Regions from separate parts of the Homo sapiens genome. Here region 1 is linked to region 2. A link is a loop called in an ENCODE intact Hi-C map of the cell type or tissue named here. Cell type or tissue: GM12878. All regions are shown on one strand. Links, peaks and the distances in the headings refer to the core of each region. The heading gives the core; the rest is flanking DNA.

Region 1 (2,907 bases), core at 197-2,696, 110 kb before region 2:
AGAAGGTAGTGTCAAAGGTTTTCATCTGAGCGTCCATCAGCTCCCTGATCATCATCCGCTGCTCCTCTGTCAGCCCCTGCACTCCCAGTGGCTGAGTCCCTGTCCGTTCACTTTTCTTCCGCTTGATCAAGGCCCGCCTCTCCTCCACGGCCTCGTCGGACATGATCACTGCAGGGACAGTGAGGCTGGCTCAGGCACACGTGCCCCTGGTGAGCCTCCAGCCCCCTGGAGAGCCACTGTGTAACCCTCTCAAGGCAGCAGAAGCCGTTAGGCAAAAGAGAAAGTAATGGTGACAAGCAATTCTCCCCTGTCTGGACTCAAGAGGCCTGTGGGCTCTTCTGGAGAAACACTTGGGTGAGGACAGAGATGAGGTGAGGCTGGTGTTTTGCCCTCTGCAGTGGAGTTTGTGAGGACACTGTGGGGCCCTGGCAAGAGCACGGGCTTCAGAATCCAAAGGCGCTGGGTTTGCATGAAAGCTTTGCCACTTACTACCTGTGACCCCAAGCAACCTCCTTAACCTCTCCTGCCTCCAGGTTTCTCCTTTGTGATCCGGAGAAACCGTGTTTACCTCGCACCGCTGTTAAATGAGACCTTGCATGTAGGGTGCCTAATATAGTTCCTGGTACATAAGAGATGTTCAGTAAATGGCATCTACAATTATCATTTTCTGGTGAATTATATACCAAGACTCTTCAGAGGTGTCTGGGTCTCCAAGACCCTAGAGAGCTGGGCTACAGCTTAGCAAGAAATAGCAACTCCAGAGACTTCTTATATAGCCCAGAGCCTTAGGGTCTTCTGTGGATTTCTGGAGCCCACTCATGTGTGTAGAACAAAGCTATGAGGTCCTTGGTGGGGAGAGATCAAGAATGCCTGCCAGCAGCCTAGAGAACTTGTCCTTGAAAGAAGCAGCTTTGGGTCCCTTTGTGTTCCATGGAGACAAATATGCACTAGAAACACCTAGCCTTTTCCGCATGAGCCTTAATCTCATAGTGACCTAGGAGCACAAATATATCAAAGTTAAATAGGTAGAATGAGAACACCTCATGTCACCTGTCTGCAAACAGTTCCCCTATAAAGATCCAGGTCTGGGGCAGCTGATGGGGCTAGCACCTAGAAGGCCCCGGGTCCTATCACCCATGTGGCTCCTGCTTCCCTCCCCCAGATTCACACTCCTACCCGCAAATGTGGTTTCAAACCATTACAACAATTATGAAGGGGACAAAAAGAATGATGCAGGAGCAACTGAGGGGAGACAGAGGGCACGCCCTGTCCAGGGCTGCCCAGCACACATCCCAGGGCAGAGATTACCGACTCCCTCCATCTCCCAGAGGGCCGACTGCAAGCGCTCCCCCAGGTGGCTGCCTGTTGCACACGGACACCAGCTCACATGTGCACGTGTGTTCACGCGCACACTCGGCGCGCATCTCCACACAAGCATGCCCACACCCACGGCACGTCCTTACTCAGAGCCGTGCACCCCGGCGCCGGCCCGCCCGCGCGCCCACTGCTCACTCTCCTTCTTCATGCCGCTCTCCAGGCACTTGCGCAGGCGGCAGGCCTGGCACTGTCGCCGGGTCTTCCGGGTGATCTCGCAGGCGCCCTTCCGGAAGGGGCACCTCAGCCGGGCGTTGCGTTTCATGGCCCTCCTGTGAGAGAATGGGGAGCAGAAGGGGGGATGCACGGGTGCCCGGGCCCTCGGCCTGGGGCTCCGGGCCATACCACCTCCCTCCCCAGCCCCTACCGACTCGGGGAGGGGGACACTAGCCTTTGCGTCCCAGCTGGGTCAGGCTTTATGGGAAGGGTGTAGGTGGGAGTCCCTAGAGGTCCAGGACTCAGCTAGAGGGGGCAGAGCCGGGGAGGAGACCTTTTCTGGCCATTCCGGCAGGAAATGGGACACGTGCTTTTCGCTGGCGCGGGCAGCCCCAAAACCACTTTCAGGGACACTTCCTCTCCAGGCCCATCCTCAGCGCCTTCCCTTCTTCCTGAAACACCTGTCCCCTTCTCTTTCACAGCCTTGTTACCAGAAAGTTTCCATGGAGATGGGCCTCTTCCTCGATTTCCCCTCCTTAAGGGAGGGAGCTGAGGAAACCTGACCCCAGGAGGGTAAGAAACCAGAGAAGCCCGCCCCACCCCCCCGCCTTCCCCCCCGCCTTCCCCCCACCCCCCGCCGCCTTCTCCAGCTCCCCTTCCAGACTGGGCGGCCAGGGAGGAAGGGGTGAACTATGGGGAAGTTCTTATACCCTACGGGGCAGCGACTTCCCCATGGCAGAGTGGATTCCCCTCGTTGACCTAGGGGGCAAAGAGGTCGAGCGCCTGGAACAGCAGAGCGTGCAGGCGGGACCCACGGGCCCGCACACCCCTCTCTGCGGTGCGCAGAGAGGCAATGGGGCAGATGCCTTTTGGAGACTCTGGTACAAGATCTCCTCCTCCCAGCCCGGAAGTCCTGCCTGTCCCACAAAAGACACGGTCAGTGCAGTCCTACCTTTACTTTCCCCATCTCCACAGCTGGATGGAAAGAAACAATCTCTCCCTTGGCTCTGGCCTCTGATTCTGGTCCAGAGTGGAAACTGAGGGAAGGCTGGCCCAGGAGCATGGAACAGCCAGGTAGGGCTGCAGAGGTCCCCGAGGGCAGGCCTGGGAAGCTGAGCCAAGCCCGCAGTGACCTGGCAGGTTTGAGCTTGGAGGCCTCGGGCCTCGGACCAGTGACCAGCCCAGGGGCATGTTCTTCACAGATGCCATCCCTGCCTTTTGCCTTCCCAACTGGCCTGGGTAAGAAAACTCTGATGCTACATCAAAGTCCACTGAGAATGGGTAAAAGATGAAACCGGGGCTCACATTATTTAAAGGTATGCTATGTATCAGATGCTAGGCTAGGTATTTTGCAGTTTTGTAAATTTAGTTCTAAAA
Region 2 (2,907 bases), core at 202-2,701:
ATTCCTTAGTACTATAAATAATTCCAATTTTCCTGTTTGAGTCCAAATTATCTTTTATAGTTGGTTTGTTCCAGTCAAGATCCAAAAAAAGTCCTCATGTTGCATTTTGGTATGTCTCTTAAGTCTTTTATCCTAGAGCAGTGAATTTCTAATCCTTTCAATAATTCTCTATTATTACCAGAGGTTCTTCTATAAAAGGAATCTTTTCATACCAACTCATTGGTTATCCTGAGATAACCAGGATAATCTCATAGAGGAAAGACTGGGTAAATGCTGGATTTGTTCTTTTTAATTATGAAATTTCAGAGACATGAGTTGGTGCCCTACCAAACTCCAGAGTTAACCACAAAGTTTTTGTTTGTTTGATATCATTATGAATGCATGCATTTTTTACAGATCTGATGTTTTAATCCGTTATGATCATTATTATTTATTACACTCAGATTATTAAAGCTAATGGCATGCCTTAGAGTTGGCTTCTTTGTCCTTTAATGTTGAGACGAGAAGTCTTCTTCCGATCAAAGGTTTTTCTCGATCGAAGGGTTCATGGTCTCACAGGCTTCAAGGAATGAAGCCGTGGACCACAGTGGCAAGTGTTACAGCTTCACTAGAGAAATGCGTGGACCCAAAGACTGTGCGGTGGCAAGATTTATTAAAGCCAAAGCAAAAGTAAAGGGAAAGCGAAAGTAAAGCTTCCACGTGGTGGAAGGGAACCTGGAAGGGTTGCCATTTCTGGTTTGGGTATCTTATGTTTATATCCCCTTATGACTCCTCCCCTTTTCCTTTTTCTGTCCCATAGGATTAGGTTATTTTCTATCCACTTGTGGGTTTGTAGCCGGACGAGCCACAGACAAGAACCGCTCAGACACCGAGTTATGGAAGGAAAGGGCTTTATTCAGCTGGGAGCATTGGCGGACTCACATCTTCGAAAACCGAGCTCCCGGAGTGAGCAATTCCTGTCCCTTTTAAGGGCATACAACTCTAAGAGGGTCTGCGTGAGTGGGTCGTGATCGATTGAGCAAGTAGTGGGTATGTGACTGGGAGCTGCATGCACTGGTAATCGGAACAGAACAGAATAGGACAGGGATTTTCACAATGCTTTTCCATACAATGTCTGGAATCTATAGATAACATATCGGTTAGGTCAGGGGTCAATCTGTAACTACCAGGCCCAGAGCACAGTGCTGGGCTGTCTGCCTGTGGATTTCATTTCTGCCTTTTTGTTTTAAATTCTTCTTTCTTTGGAGGCAGAAATTGGGCATAACACAATATGAGGGGTGGTCTCCTCTCTTAGGTTGGTGGGCCTGATTGGTTAAAAACATCAGGCTGCAGCTAGAGCTTAAACTCTCTATATGATTGGCTGAAGTTTCAATCCCTTAATTTGCAGCTGGGACTCACTTTGGCTTAGGGGAAAGTCCCCTTTGATTGGTTGAAGTTTCAATCCCTTAGCTTGCAGCTATGACTCATTTTGGCTTAGGGGAAAGTCCCCTTAGGGAAGTCCCTATTGAACCAGGAAGTCCAGCCAACTTAGCCACTTAGTCCCTCAATGTGATCCACAGACACTTCCTGAATACGCTTCCTGGCCTACTACTCTTTCTGCATATACTCCTGGTTTTAACTTATTGTCTCTACTCCTAAACTTCTTGGGGTTTTTGAAAACCAGCCATGTCCTAGGTCTGTCTGTGTACTTTCTTGTAAAATCCAGTTTTAGCAAAGAACCGTGCTATGTCAGTTTGGTAAGAATCCCCCATCCTAGATATCTGACTGGGGTCCTCATCCTTCGCTTTCGCTTTTCACCCCCAGGTGAAGTCTGATTACCCTGGCTGTCTTCAGCAAGAATCCTTTGAGATGAGTTTAACCAGAATTCTCTTTACCTCTGATATTTCCTCTTAGTAATTTTTCATCCACTGACCCTCAGCCTGCTCTTTGCTATAAATTTCTACTTGCTTATGCTATATTCGGAGTTGAACCCAATCCCTCCCCCAACTACAAGACCCTGTTGCAGTAATTCCTATATCTATTGCAATGGTCTTGAACGCACTCTGCCTGTCCATGCCTTAATAAGATCATTGAATAATTTTTTCTTTAACACCCCTCAACTAATTTAGGTACATTTCAACACTCACCTCTAACTTTGCCACTTCTATGCAGTTTCCTCATATCTTTCAAATACAGTGAGATATCATCCTTCCAATGCTGTAGTAGCACCAATAGCATTGACCACCTTGTATTAGTAATCAGTAATTGTTCACAACTCTGCTTCCCACAACTTTGAGTTCACTGAGGGCACAGCCCTTCACCTGGTCATTTTTGTATCTCTGAGGTATCTGGTACATGAAATCTTAATGAAATGATTACTAAATCCATCCCTTTGTTAAATAAATTTACTGAATGTCTACTATATAATAGGTGTTAAAGATTTTGAGATAATTTGTACAGCTCACTGGATGATAGAGAAAGCTGACACAGAAGCAAAGTACAATATAATAATGGTATAGTACTTTTCTGTCTGGGGTACAGCTACGTTCTCAGAGCCGCCCACTTTTCGTTTCTTCTTCTCAATGTTCCTCACTCCCACCTCCTTATCTTCTCACAGCTAGCTCCTCAACATATGACATCACCTAAAATGTTCTCTCTATACCGGAAAGGGGTCTGCATCCAGACCCCAAGAGAATGTTCTTGGATCTCACGCAAGACAGAATTCAGGGCGAGTCCATAAAGTGAAAACAAGTTTATTAAGAATGTAAAGGAATAAAACAATGGCTATTCCACAGACAGAGCACCCCCGAGGGCTCTGATTATTTCTTGATGATATGCTAAACAAGGTGTGGATTATCCATGCCTTCCCTTTTAGACCATACAGGGTAACTTCCTGACATGCCATGGCATTTGTAAACTGTCATGCTA

The links. A loop is a pair of places that touch in the nucleus more often than their neighbours do. Peaks named below come from ENCODE experiments on the same cell type or tissue, not always from the same donor. Only the 100,000 strongest peaks of a DNase experiment are listed, where the experiment ranks them.
Region 1: a loop joins it to region 2, with 8 times the contacts of the local background. A loop is called at or near these places in 4 of 110 quality-filtered maps.

The regions. Positions count from the first base shown.
Region 1 is chr3:119,808,800-119,811,706 of GRCh38, reverse strand. NR1I2 (nuclear receptor subfamily 1 group I member 2) reads right to left here. Exons shown (of 9, transcript NM_003889.4): 3 at 1,513-1,646; 4 at 1-168. Among named protein-coding and RNA genes, the nearest start is that of NR1I2, 28 kb to the right of the region's middle. RefSeq lists enhancers at 1,471-1,530, 1,508-2,011 and a silencer at 1,741-2,000. In GM12878, for the core only: a CTCF peak has its summit at 1,360 (motif pointing left); a DNase peak (open chromatin) is centred at 1,436; H3K4me3 peaks cover 1,094 bases; H3K27ac peaks cover 600 bases.
Region 2 is chr3:119,699,314-119,702,220 of GRCh38, reverse strand. It overlaps LOC105374064 (a long non-coding RNA gene), which reads left to right. Exons shown (of 3, transcript XR_924391.4): 2 at 800-1,029; 3 at 1,804-2,353. Among named protein-coding and RNA genes, the nearest start is that of CFAP91, 2.3 kb to the left of the region's middle. RefSeq lists enhancers at 380-1,579, 1,299-1,698. In GM12878, for the core only: no CTCF peak of the experiment used is centred there; a DNase peak (open chromatin) is centred at 1,450; H3K4me3 peaks cover 297 bases; H3K27ac peaks cover 1,778 bases.